Regions from separate parts of the Homo sapiens genome. Here regions 2 and 3 are each linked to region 1. A link is a contact called in ENCODE Hi-C or POLR2A ChIA-PET data. All regions are on one chromosome and are shown on one strand. Each heading gives the region's core, a stretch centred on a gene start or an enhancer-like site at or near the end of the contact. The rest is flanking DNA. Distances are from core to core; before and after follow the strand shown.

Region 1 (4,174 bases), core at 963-3,462:
AATTGAAATGGAGGAAAGCAGGAATGTGACCCAAGTATGGAAACTGTAGATACACTACTTTATTAGATTATATGTGCTTTTTAATTTTGAATCAGGATAGAGGAGGACTACGGGCTAAGCTCAGCTGGACTTTTTATGAGATATGTACAAATGCCCCTAATTTTTCTGTAGCAACAACCTGATTGATTTTGGGCAGTTTGCAGGTGTCGGGGATAACAAAGGAAATACATTTCCTCTGCTTAAAGATTTCATGCCCTAATGAAAGAAGGGAGAAACACCAATTAAATAGCGGTGTGTCCTTCACAGCTGAAGATGATTATATTGGGACAAATCAAGTCTTTATCAAAGACCATGGCATGATTAATTCATTAAATAGAATTGTCTTTACATAGTTTCCAAATTTGCCATTAGCTCATGGAATGTTAGAGTAAGACAGATTATCAGAGATATTCTAATTCAGTTTCTTCATCTTATACTGTATATAAGGAAACAAGCCCAGAAAAAAGTGTGAGAATCAAAGATGTGGTTTTCAGATTTCCACTCTTTTGGACTTTCTACTACAAATGACTCGACTTCTTTGCTAGTTTGAACTAAGCTTCCCGGTTCTTTTAGTGTTAATTTCAAATTGTTTCCAGAGCAGAGGATATCTCAGTACTCTGTCCAATAAGTTCATAAAATAAGAGTTATGAGTAAAAAGTCTTAATAAATCAGTAATTACCTCTTGCTATATAACGGCAAACAGTATCTTTATTCTAGAATTTTCTTTTTTTTTTGCCCGTTAATAAACATAAAAGCAAGCAGTCAAATGACAGCCTTTTTGCTTTGGCTAAGGATCGATTTATCTGCCCACTAGGATGGCACAAAACATACAGTAACTATAAACTGAATAATAACTAGAAATACATATACCCACACAAATAGATGGCCTATATATTTTGTTTAGGCAGATTATTCTTAGAATATTTATCAGTACATAGTGAGTCCTGAAGACTTTAAAACATAAGCTAATAGTTGGCTGAAATTTCAGATAAAGAATTATCAAATGTCTGATGTTGGGCAATCCAGTATTTCAGCTTCTTGTTCAGTAAAATTAAAAACACATGCTGGGGCAATGGGCTTGCTCTTTATTGTGCAGAGTGGTTACATGGGTGTAAGCACAGGTAAAAATTCACTGAGCTGTACACTTAAGATTTGTGCATTTTACTGTATATACATTATATCTCAAAATAAAACTAGAAATATAAGAAAAAGCCAACCACGACGGACTGAAAACAAACATACAAATTTGGACGTGCGATGATCTTTTAGTCATTATGGTTTCAGATTTGCTGTTAGTTACTGATTGATATTTAATCAAAGTGACGTGAAACACTTTTTCCCCTCTTGAGCTGATCGTTCAGTAAGCTAAGTTACTTAAAAGGATCTTGTGATCTTTTTATAAGACCAGAAAGCCTTTAATTTACCTGTTATTAAGTAAGATGGAGTAGTAACGGTTTCCAAAATTTGTATAACACACGATGAAGTCTCTAGGGGGCAGGGTAAACACAGATTTTTTTTTTCACTTCATCCTTCTCTGCGGCGATGTCTTTATGGAGTTCGTCAGGCAACGGTATCAGATAGCAAATGGGTTTTTAACTAATCTTTCCCTAAGGTACTGTAGTTCTATATTCTATCCTATAGATTCTCAAAATCCACTTTTACACTAGGATGCCACTGGAGGGCAGTTCTGATTTGGATATATCTTAAAAATGATTTGCTTTTATGTTTTCATCTCCCTGCGTTATAAAGCACCATCCTCTGAATTTGGTCGTTGCATCGGGTCAAAAGTTCTGCAGCTTGAAAAACCCTGCAAAAACATCCGGAAAGGAGGGAGAACACTACAACTCCCAGAACGCAATGCTTTCCCTCTCGCCAGCCTGTCCCCTCCAGCTGCTCAATGACCAGCCTCTGTGAGCCTCCTCTCAGCCCTATTGGTCAGTTTGCTCGTCAGTGAGTGAGGCGGAGGGAGGGGAGGAACAGAGAATCCCGGATGGTACGTTTCCCGCCACCGCGGGGCGCGCAGCGGAAAACCCGAAGAAGAAGAAGCTTTTGATTGGACAGTCGCTAGTCCGACCTCAGAGAACTCAGCCAATCATAATGCTTATATGCTCCCAAGGTCCCCGCCTCTTCCTCGAGGTAACCTTTGGTGGCGGGAAGAGTTCGGAAGTTTTCGCGCCGGGGTGGAGTCATCCTGGGAACCTCCACGCGACTTTGGTGGAGGTAGTTCTTTGGCAGCGGGCATGGCGGGTACCGTGGTGCTGGACGATGTGGAGCTGCGGGAGGCTCAGAGAGATTACCTGGACTTCCTGGACGACGAGGTGAGGGAGGCGCCGGCGCGCGGGCTCTAGCGCTCGGAGCCCCTGCGGACGCGGCCCGGCCGGGAAGCCAGAGGCCCGCCAGACCTCCAGACCGTGTGCCGCAGCGGAGCCTGCCGGGCCCGAGCCTCCAGCCCCAATCTTGTAACTTCTCAACGCCGGACTCGCTAGTTTGTGTTCGATAAGTGAACTCTTAGGAAGCCAGCTTTCTCTTAAGTACAAGCGATGGTCCGGGCGCGCAAAAGGCGACAGGTTCCCATTAAGTGCAAGCAGATTGGCAAAGCCCACCTCGGCCTTTTGCATTTCACTGCTCTCTCTTGATTTGAGGAGACTGTGGGGGAGGGGCTGCCCTAGGGCTATAGTGACCAGCCGCGTTGCAGAGTGCTCAGATTTTAGGGACTGACGTTTTACCTGGAGGAAAAGACTCCATAATTCGGCTGCATTCTTTTTCAATACCAACTAAGATGCAGATAAAAAGTGTTTTGTGTGCAGGCCAAGGGGATTTTATGTGCAACCCAAGACTTAAAGCCATAGAATGTTGAAAAAACCATCTTGAAGGGTTGATGATGTGACCAAATAGCTGAGATTCTCTATTCCTTTAGGTCGGGGTATGAGAACCCTTTCCGTATTATAGAGATGATTGGAAAAAATATTACTTTTTACATAATTCTTAAATGAAAAGCCATTTTAATGTGACTATTAAGAGTCTGTTTTATTTACATTTTTATTGTATATATTTGAAGTGCACATGTTTTGATATACATGGTGAAATGATTACTACAGTGAAACAACATATCCATCTATTCACGTTGTTACCTTTAACATTCACATTGCTAGGTTTAACTTAACATTTTAACAAAGTTTGCACTTACTGTCCATTTAGACTTCTCATGAGCTCATTTTAATTCTCCACTAAAGACAGAAATTACAGCATGCAGAAAAGTTGTCCATGATGATGGGAATAACAGCATGGACCTTGAGGAAGTCATTATAATTCTTATAGTCCCCTCTTAGGGTGTTATTTCGAATCTAAAAACAGTGAATGAAAGGGAGAAATTGATGAGCACATACTTACTGGGGATTCAGCTCTGCTGCAGAGATTGACTTAGCTATCTGGCTATGAGAACTACTTCTGTTTAGAAACATTGTTTTTAAATTTGTGGCTATGGTGATATGTGGTGGCTGTTTTGCAGGAAGACCAGGGAATTTATCAGAGCAAAGTTCGGGAGCTGATCAGTGACAACCAATACCGGCTGATTGTCAATGTGAATGACCTGCGCAGGAAAAACGAGAAGAGGGCTAACCGGTGAGAGGCAAGGGGATATACTGGCTGTCAGTGAGAATGGCTCCCTTCCCTCTTGGCCAGATTGGAACAGCCTCTCAGGAGAGGACTTGTATGAAACAGGATTGATCTACAAGCCCTCGTAGCTCACCTGCACCTATTTTTTTTTTTTTTTTTTTCAAAAAGTGGGTGGTTGGCATTTTCCTCCCAAATGCCCCTCCTTCCAATGTTTAGCTGAATATCATTTTTATATCTTTGATAAGTTGAGGTGAAGTTGGTCCTTAGTTCTGGTATTTTACTGAGTCTTATAGGATGGTGTTTTACTGAGACTTATAGGAGAAAGCAGAAGCTGGATTTTCTCATTGTTTTTAATGATCTAAGAATGTCTGCTGTTTTGAGGATCCATTTTTTTGAGTTCTGCCCAGTCTAATTTTTCTTTCTCTTGCTTATGTACAGGCTTCTGAACAATGCCTTTGAGGAGCTGGTTGCCTTCCAGCGGGCCTTAAAGGATTTTGTGGCCTCCATTGATGCTACCTAT
Region 2 (3,947 bases), core at 1,380-3,879, 1.0 Mb before region 1:
ATGTTAGAAGGTGTTAGAAGGATGTCCTTCTCCAGCGATGGTTAAAAAGTGCTTTTTAATTAACTAGTAGCAGCCAAGGAGCAGGAAGTGGAGGCTTCTGTGTTGACCCTAAACGTATTTTTGTACAACAATTTGATTGTTGCAACATTTAAAAATTTCCCCTCCAATTATCCATTATACCGGAATGAGGTTGTTCTGCCTTCTTCAGCCGTGGAGCTAACCTGTGGCAGTGCTTTGTAGAATCTATCAGTGCCCCAGTTTTGCAGTTACTCATCTAAAACCCCAAATAGAGCTGTGTTTTTTGCCTTCGTGTATGATATATGGCAGGAAAAATGACTTTATCAGAGAATTACAAGAGTTTGTTACTTCCTTAGAATGGAGGTTAGAAAGTATAGGAATTCTGCAGGGGGAAGAAAGAGAATAAGCATAGATTCAGAGTGTTAGGATGACAGTACACAATCAGATGTACCACTGTTGGTGCGGTAGATATTTTTGAGCCAAGATTTAATCCAGAGTTATCATTTATTTAAATGCCAACACTTTAACATGAATTCTGTCGTCAAGTTACTTTCATTTCTAAAGCTTGTTAGTACTTGGATCTTCTTTCCTTTATGGTCTTCACGACATTTTGAATTTTAACATTCCTCAGCAAGGTGTGGTTTTATTTGGGAACTGATTTTCCCAACCTAGAAAAATCTTTTTAAATTCTAGAATCAGGGTTGTGACTACCAAATTAAAGCACCATTTAATTTTTCATTCTGTGTAACTGGCAGCCAACTTGAAGAATGTTCCCATGCCTGCCTAACGTTAACGAGTTGACTGATAAAAGTGATGGATGGGAATGAGAGAAGAGAAAATGCAAGGAAATCTCAGTCTGATTCCTTGCAGCACATGGGTTTGTAAACTCAGCTGACTCATTTTTAGGTGAACAATAACCGTTAAAAAAAAAGTAAAGCAGGATATGATGAAGTTAAGCTAGACAATAGCTAAACGTTTTTAAATCAAAAGGAATGTGACTTGACTGATACCACAGGAAAGGGAGCTTTCAAAGCAAGCTGACTGCTGCCTTAGAAGCCAGACAAACCAAGACTTGGCCCTAAAAATATCTTTACTGTTTTAGAGTCAGCAAACAGCCTGGTTGTGGGTTTAGGAAATAAACTTTTCTTTAATATAATTCTTATACCAACTCTTTACTATAATGTATATTTTTAAAAATCTTGATACCTTTTAAAACAGATTTGCCTTAAGATCCCAGTACTTTTCCTTTGCTGGGCAGCTTTGTCACTCTCTCCTACCCCAGGTAGAAATGGCCAAGATGCTTAATATTTGCACTCTCCTTGAGACGTACTTCATCTTGAGAATTGTGACTGTGCCTTCTCCTCATTAACCCCAACCACCTCCTTCCGTTGTTGCCACCTACCCCCATCCCCTCATGTTCTGTTGTCCTTGGGAGCCAAGTGGAAAGGAGGTGGAGGGGGACTGATTTGCTGTAAAGCTTATTGTAGTGTCTTTTTTCAAACATGCTTCTAGCAACTAGTTTGATTATTAGTTCAAAGTGAGCACTGATGTTGACTTAACCTCCCACACGTGATTCACCTGGGCATATACTTGCCCCTGGAGGGAGTTGAACAGTGGACAGATGGATTTTCCACATGAGCAGGACTCTCTTTAGGGCTTTGGGTTTTGTTCTTTGTTCTGCTCGTGTTAGTATTTCCAGGTTTTTGTATTCCAGGCTATGGTAGTTCCAGTCTTTCTCTCGAATTCAGGCCCAAGGATCCTAAAATTCTACAACACTTAGTATAGTACATGGGGAGGGAACTAGCCAGGAGCGCAGAACTGATCCATGGTGGTGGGGGTGAGTCAGACGAAGGTGTGCTGAACTCCCTCACACTCTCTTGCTCCTTTCAGCTGTATCTTTAAATATAGGGTAGTTTATAAAGAGAATGGTCAGCTCCAGTCAGTTTTTTGTAGTGAGATACTTAAAATGAGACACAATTATAATATAGTTGCATGGTTACCAAAAACACTCCAGAATCTTATAATGGGAAGCGGCTTTTTAAATTAGGAGTGTCTTTTGGAAAATGTGCGTTAAAAAGGAATTCTTTAAAATTGGTTCTAATTTACCTGCCCGTAATCCATTTTTACTGTCATTATTTTCTGTGTGTGGCTCTTGAACTAGTGAATAGCTTTGGAAGACTGTTTTCATTGGGACTTTTTTTCACTGGGCCCTGTTACTACTCCCTGTTGTAACCTGTAATTCTGGGAAGCCCCCTAGGTTGAGTGCAGGTCAGAGACTCCTGGTTAAAGAGGATGGGAATCGATGCTTTGGCTTGGTGTCAGCGTGGTCTTTTTCCTGGGAAGTGCTGGCCACTCCCAGCCCTGTCCATTTTCCTGTCAGTGTGTGGGGAACCAGCCAGATCAAAGAATAGCTTATTCTTTTGCTGCATGTAGGACTAAAGCTCCTTTTCCATGGAGCCTAGTGCCTGGGCTTGGTCCCTGCTAGTACAATTGTACAGAGCAGCTGTGTTCCCACTTGACCCAGCTCACCCAGGCTGCCTGTAGTGTGATTCGGGTTATTGAGAAGTTATGTCATTGGCCCACCGTAGCTCAGAAGATAGGAAACCGCACCAGTGAGGCCAACCACAGACCTGGCAGTGTGATTGGGCATCTTGTGCAAAGTAGGTCATGCCGTTCCCATAAATCCAGATTACTAGGCAAAGTGTCAAGACTTTTGCATAGCCCTGTGCCTCCCATTCCTTTAGTACAAAAGAGTATAGCTCAGCCCACAGACCACTCAGCAAGTGCCCAATTTACTTAACAGGGCAGGCCAGCCTAGCCTGGTGATGAAGAATTCATTTGCTGAGACCTTTGTACTGTTCATGTGGCATAGCAGATGAGGCTCAGCAAGGAAGATGGGAATGAAAAGGGCACGTTGCTGGCAGGAGGGCTGCAGGAAGGAGGGTTAGGAGATGGTAGCAGTGTGAGCAGATAAGGATTGGCACCCTCTTCTGTTCCTAGCCCGTTGGCCACAAGCTCTCTGAAAGGTCTCAAGAAAGCTCTCATGACTGACCTCTGTCTACTGCTGAGCAAGGCCTGGGCACCAGACGGAGTGGAGGACAGAAGGCCTCCCATTGTGCTGCCCACTCCTGTCATGGCTTCTGGTCCTTGTGCATGCCAGCCTAGCCCTGACCCCAGGGCCATTGTGCTCATTTGTGCCTCTAAATGGAACACCCACCCTTTCCCTTGGTAGATGTGTGGCTTGCTGTCACCATTCAGGCTCTGCTCTGTTGCCACCTTCTCAGGCTGCCTTCTCTATGTTTTCCAAAATAAATTCCCACTCCATGATTCCAGCCCCTTTATTCTGCTTTATTTTTTTTGCTAACAGTTATTTTGCATATCGTATTGTACGTGTGTTTCTGTCTGTAATTAATATATGTTTATGGTCTTTCTCACCAGCCTGCAATCCCAGGGCCTTCAGGTCTCCGTGCCTAGCATGTGGTAGGCACTCGGTGTGTGGTATGAATGAAAAATGAGTACATGGTATTGAGGGACACTAGTTATGGGGCTGCCTTGACAAACATGAGGTTGTATTGAGTAAATGATGAAGCTTTTGGTGAAGGTGTCTCTTAGTAACCTGTGCAGAAACAAACAGCCTTGCCTGAGAAGATTACAGTATATATCCAATTGTGGGTGTGGTAGGGGAGAGTTTGGGGGAAATACTGAACATGCCAGAGTCCAGCCCAAAATCAAGCTTGGGATCCACAGCTCAGGACTCTCCTGATTAGGGCCTGTTGTCCAGGGCCTACCTCTACCTGCCCCTTCTCCCTTTTCACTGTAGTCATTTCAGAAACAATAAGCAGGAACAATAATTTGAAAATTATTATCATTTCCCCACATGTATCTGTTCTTTTAGAGAATGTTTTGTTGGCTCTTTCAATATATTCCTA
Region 3 (4,057 bases), core at 1,088-3,587, 1.3 Mb before region 1:
GTTAAACTCTTACTAGGTTCAGTGTCGCGTAGGGCTTTGGCTAGACTAGAATTTAGTCTATTATTGAACCGCCCAGGTCCATGATTCCTAACAGGTGCATGGGAAAAGTGTATGGTGTGCAGCAGGTGTATGGGAAAACTGCTTTGCAAAGTGTAAATCAAGGTCTACATCAGTACTGTTTCAATAAAGTGGAATGAGAGCCACATATGTAATCTTAAATTTTTCAGTAGCCTCCTTTAAAATTAAAAATAAAAGTGGGTGGGGGTGGTGGTAAATTAAATAACATACCACATCATATTTAACTCAAAATTTCCAAAATGCTATATCGCTATGTAATCAATATAAAACTTTTAATGAGATATTTACATCTTTTTATTCTACTGTCTTAGAATCTGGTGTGTGACTTACACTCACAACACATCTGGGCCACTAAGTTTTCATTGGAAATACTTGATCTGTAATTACATTTCATAAAATTTACAGTCAAAAATGGATTCACATTTCCAACTTGTTTCAAATTTACTTAAAAGTTTTCCAGTAACTGAATGGAATATCAGTTTTTAAATTTACATTTAAATTGATTAAATTAAAATGAAAATTTGGTTTCTCGGTCATGTTAGCCACATTTCAAATGTACATTGGCCAATGTGGCTGATGGCTGTCGTGTTGAACAATGCAGGTCTATGAGAATGTCAGATGACATTATGAGAATAACCCAATGATCCTTGGATGTCTTACCTACATGGGAAACACTGTTTCTCCCCCTCTCCCACTACCTGCTTTTCACGGAGAAGCTAACATTTATTAAGCACACACTCTATACCAAGCACTTTTCTAGAATTAAAGGTACAAAAGGCATAAGTCATCTGTGCCCCAGAGGAATTCACTATTTAGTGTGGAGCTATCTTTAAAATGACTCTATCATTAATGTACGAATGCAACCAAAACACAGAGAGGAATAACTGTGACTCAAGAGATGAACATGAGTGTGTCAGATGGAGAATTTCAAGCAGGAAAAACAACAGAGTGCCAGAACCATATACAGATCTGGTGAGGTTGGTGGGAGGGCAAAGGAGGTTGTTGAAAAGGCTGTGGAAAAATTAGAATGTGGTTTGATTTCTATCCCACCTGTGTGATGAGGATGGAAACATCTTCTCCTGAGCTTCAAACATCCCTACCACACACAGACACACACACACAGACACACAGACACACACACACACCATTGTGGAAATCCCAGCCAGACCTTGGGTATTCATGCCCCCAAGCCCTGTGAGGGGCACATCCAATATGAAGGCTGTGGGAGAAGAGAATCCTGCTATCATGTACTCACTCATTTAGCAATTAATAAGTGCTTACTAAATGTTAACTCTGTAGTGCGAGGGAAGAGGGTATGATAAATACACACTTTCTGGGTAGGTACATGTATGATCTAGTTGCCTTCACTTTTCCCCTGACAGGTCATTGCTCTGTCAACACATATTTATTAAACAATCACTTGGGGGCACGGTACCTCCTTCCTCTCCTTTCCCTCCGAGATAAGGCCAACTCTAGGTGTTCCCACTATCTTCAACCCCACCCCACGGTAGGCTCACAAGAACGTCATTTTGATCACTTAAGGGATGAATTTTAGGTTTAGATGGAGGATAAACTTTTGGAGATGGTTCCTCATATGGTCTGTCTGGAGACTTTTTGCAATAAATGGTGTCCGTGCCATCCAGAGAACATAGGTCACCAGTTAATCAAGACAGTAGGGAATAATGATTTACACATGTTGACAAATTGATTCCTCTTAATAACCAGGTCAATTTTTTGGCCAACACTATACACATGTACACTATGCACATAATTACGACATCTATAAAAGATAGAATTAATCTAATTTTATGCAGATATGGGAAGAACTCGTCCCAAGTCTCACAGTCAGTAAGTGATGGAGCCTAGAGTTGAACTGTTTCACTTCACTACCATGTTAATACTTTTCTCAACACATTCTGCCGCTCTCACTCTAAGTGTGAGGCCCTGTCCAACTAAAACATAATATGGTGAGTTCGTCATTGATTCAAATAATCAACTTTCTTCCCGAATCCCAAGTTTATCTCTTCTGATTAGGAAAAAAAATGCATTTTGATATGTCGCGTTTGCGTAAAGCGAGGCCGACCGCACGCCCCCTTCTCGCGAGCTGCTCCCCTCAACTGCGACCCAATCACCCTTGCACACGCCTCCTGAGCCCCCGCGGTTCCCACCGGGCTTCAGGCCACGCCTCCGCCGCTGCACCGCCTCCTCTCCCCGCCTTCGCCCGTAGTCTATAAAACCTGGAGCGCAGGATCGCGCCCAGGAGCGGCGAGCTAGCGGACGCAAAGACTGGGCATGCTCCGCGGCGGCGCAGGTTTTGGTCACAAGTAGGAAGAAGCCAGTGCACCAGACCGGCAAAGAGAAGCGGGAGCCGCCGCGGCAGCGCGGCCGTGGGGTCCGCCGCCGCCGCATCGGAGCGGGAGGAGGAGCAGCGGGGAGGGCGAGGCCGCCGGGCCGAGAGCCGTCCCGCCTGCTCTCGGTCTTCTGCCTTCGCCTCCGCGCGGTGCGTCGGACCCAGGGTCTGTCACCTGGGCGCCAGGGGCCGCCGCCGGGGAGCCGGAGCGGGCAGGACCCTCCCTCCGCCGACTGCGGCCCGAGAGCGCCCCCGCGGGGTGGAGCGGCAGCCGCCTTCTGCGGGCGGCTGAGTGTCCGTCTCGCGCCCGGAGCGGGCGACCGCCGTCAGCCCGGAGGAGGAGGAGGAGGAGGAGGGGGCGGCCATGGGGCTGCTGTCCCAGGGCTCGCCGCTGAGCTGGGAGGAAACCAAGCGCCATGCCGACCACGTGCGGCGGCACGGGATCCTCCAGTTCCTGCACATCTACCACGCCGTCAAGGACCGGCACAAGGACGTTCTCAAGTGGGGCGATGAGGTGAGCGCCCGCGGTCCCCGTCCCCGCCGGGCACCCGTGTCTGGCCGCCCGCGCTGCCTTTGTCTTGCCCTACGCCCCCGGCCCTATCGCGGTCCGCGTTCTCCACTGCGCCCGGGGGTCCTCGAGCGCCTCCCGGCCCCGGGAGCATCGTCCCTGCTTTCGCCTAGTCCGCGTCCAGGGCCATCCTCCTGACTAGACTCCTTTCTTGTTCATTCATTCTTTTGGGTTTTCCCCTTCATTCCATAAACACGGATTGGGCGCTGGGAGGGCGTGAGCATGAAAAAGTGACATTAGGTGCTGCGAGTCTTCAACCTAGTGTATCTGCAGACCGGCAACTACCATGATCCACCTTACAGGCTCAAAATTCGCTTTTGCGGTCAATATGAAAGAGATTTAAGTTTTCCTAGTAGGCCTGCTGCTTTTAGAAATCAGGTCTTCAGGATGTCCACTTCTGCCCTACCTCATGCAGGTGTCTTTTCCTTAAACCTCTCCAACTTCTCATCTTCCCTCCCCTCCAAAACACACACACTTCATAGCTATAAATTGAAACCAGTAAATTACGGCTCAGTTTCCTACATGGGGGAGGAACCTTCCCTTTCCTGTTTAATTCTAAGTGGGAATGCATTTAGAGTTTCAACATTAGGATTTGCTTGTGTCTTTCCATGGCCTAGGTCCAGCAACTAAACTTTACAAACCAGTGTTCTGCCTAGAGATGAAATGTCTCTAGATTCTCAGTAGGTTGAACCATTGTTTATTGGAATGATCTGGAATGCAGCAATGTTAAAACTGTTGATTTAGTGTCATCTGCCAAAACTTTTTGTGCCTTCCCTTTCTGTTTTTGAAAATTACGTGTGTATGCAGTACACATTAAATGACTTCTTGAGAAGTCCATCTCTGTTTTTGTTTTTAGCTTTTGCCTTAGATGGCTTGCCACCTGTGTAAATTGTTTATCTTTTGGCCAGTGTTGTTATCAATCTTGGCCTAAGTGCTGACGTGCTGTTACACCAGTGCAGAATATCTCCTTTCAAAAAGTTAGTTTTTTTTTTTTTTCTAAGATTGGGATTCTACCTCCTACAGCTGAAGAAATTGTGCTGTTTTAAATTAGGAAAGTATGA

What was found. A loop is a pair of places that touch in the nucleus more often than their neighbours do. ChIA-PET counts read pairs that join two places held with the same protein, here RNA polymerase II (POLR2A). Pooled maps may share reads with other maps.
Region 2: a loop to region 1 is called in a map of naive thymus-derived CD4-positive, alpha-beta T cell, with 21 times the contacts of the local background. The contact joins the enhancer-like site here to the promoter of MCM3 in region 1. A Hi-C loop is called at or near these places in 1 of 168 maps with a recorded cell type or tissue (naive thymus-derived CD4-positive, alpha-beta T cell) and 6 of 50 pooled maps. POLR2A ChIA-PET finds 5 or more read pairs at or near these places in 1 of 52 experiments (Panc1).
Region 3: a map of CD8-positive, alpha-beta T cell shows a loop between it and region 1 (5-fold over the local background). The contact joins the promoter of GCLC here to the promoter of MCM3 in region 1. A Hi-C loop is called at or near these places in 4 of 168 maps with a recorded cell type or tissue (B cell, CD4-positive, alpha-beta T cell, CD8-positive, alpha-beta T cell and 1 more), 5 of 37 single-sample maps with no recorded cell type and 14 of 50 pooled maps. POLR2A ChIA-PET finds 5 or more read pairs at or near these places in 1 of 52 experiments (activated CD4-positive, alpha-beta T cell).

Annotation. Positions count from the first base shown.
Region 1 is chr6:52,282,780-52,286,953 of GRCh38, reverse strand. MCM3 (minichromosome maintenance complex component 3) reads left to right here and starts at 2,212. Exons shown (of 17, transcript NM_002388.6): 1 at 2,212-2,357; 2 at 3,548-3,660; 3 at 4,093-4,174. The coding sequence starts at 2,280. RefSeq lists enhancers at 1,735-1,934, 2,255-2,334.
Region 2 is chr6:53,299,898-53,303,844 of GRCh38, reverse strand. The region is part of intron 1 of ELOVL5 (ELOVL fatty acid elongase 5); the gene reads left to right. Among named protein-coding and RNA genes, the nearest start is that of MIR5685, 25 kb to the right of the region's middle. RefSeq lists an enhancer at 2,463-2,512. Within about 2 kb of position 2,629, at least 18 of the 41 ENCODE cell types and tissues checked have a DNase peak (open chromatin) inside an H3K27ac peak, as active enhancers do; they include Panc1, where a contact is called at or near this core.
Region 3 is chr6:53,543,381-53,547,437 of GRCh38, reverse strand. It overlaps GCLC (glutamate-cysteine ligase catalytic subunit), which reads left to right and starts at 2,337. Exons shown (of 16, transcript NM_001498.4): 1 at 2,337-2,942. The coding sequence starts at 2,793. RefSeq lists a silencer at 2,364-2,793 and enhancers at 3,014-3,073, 2,912-3,653.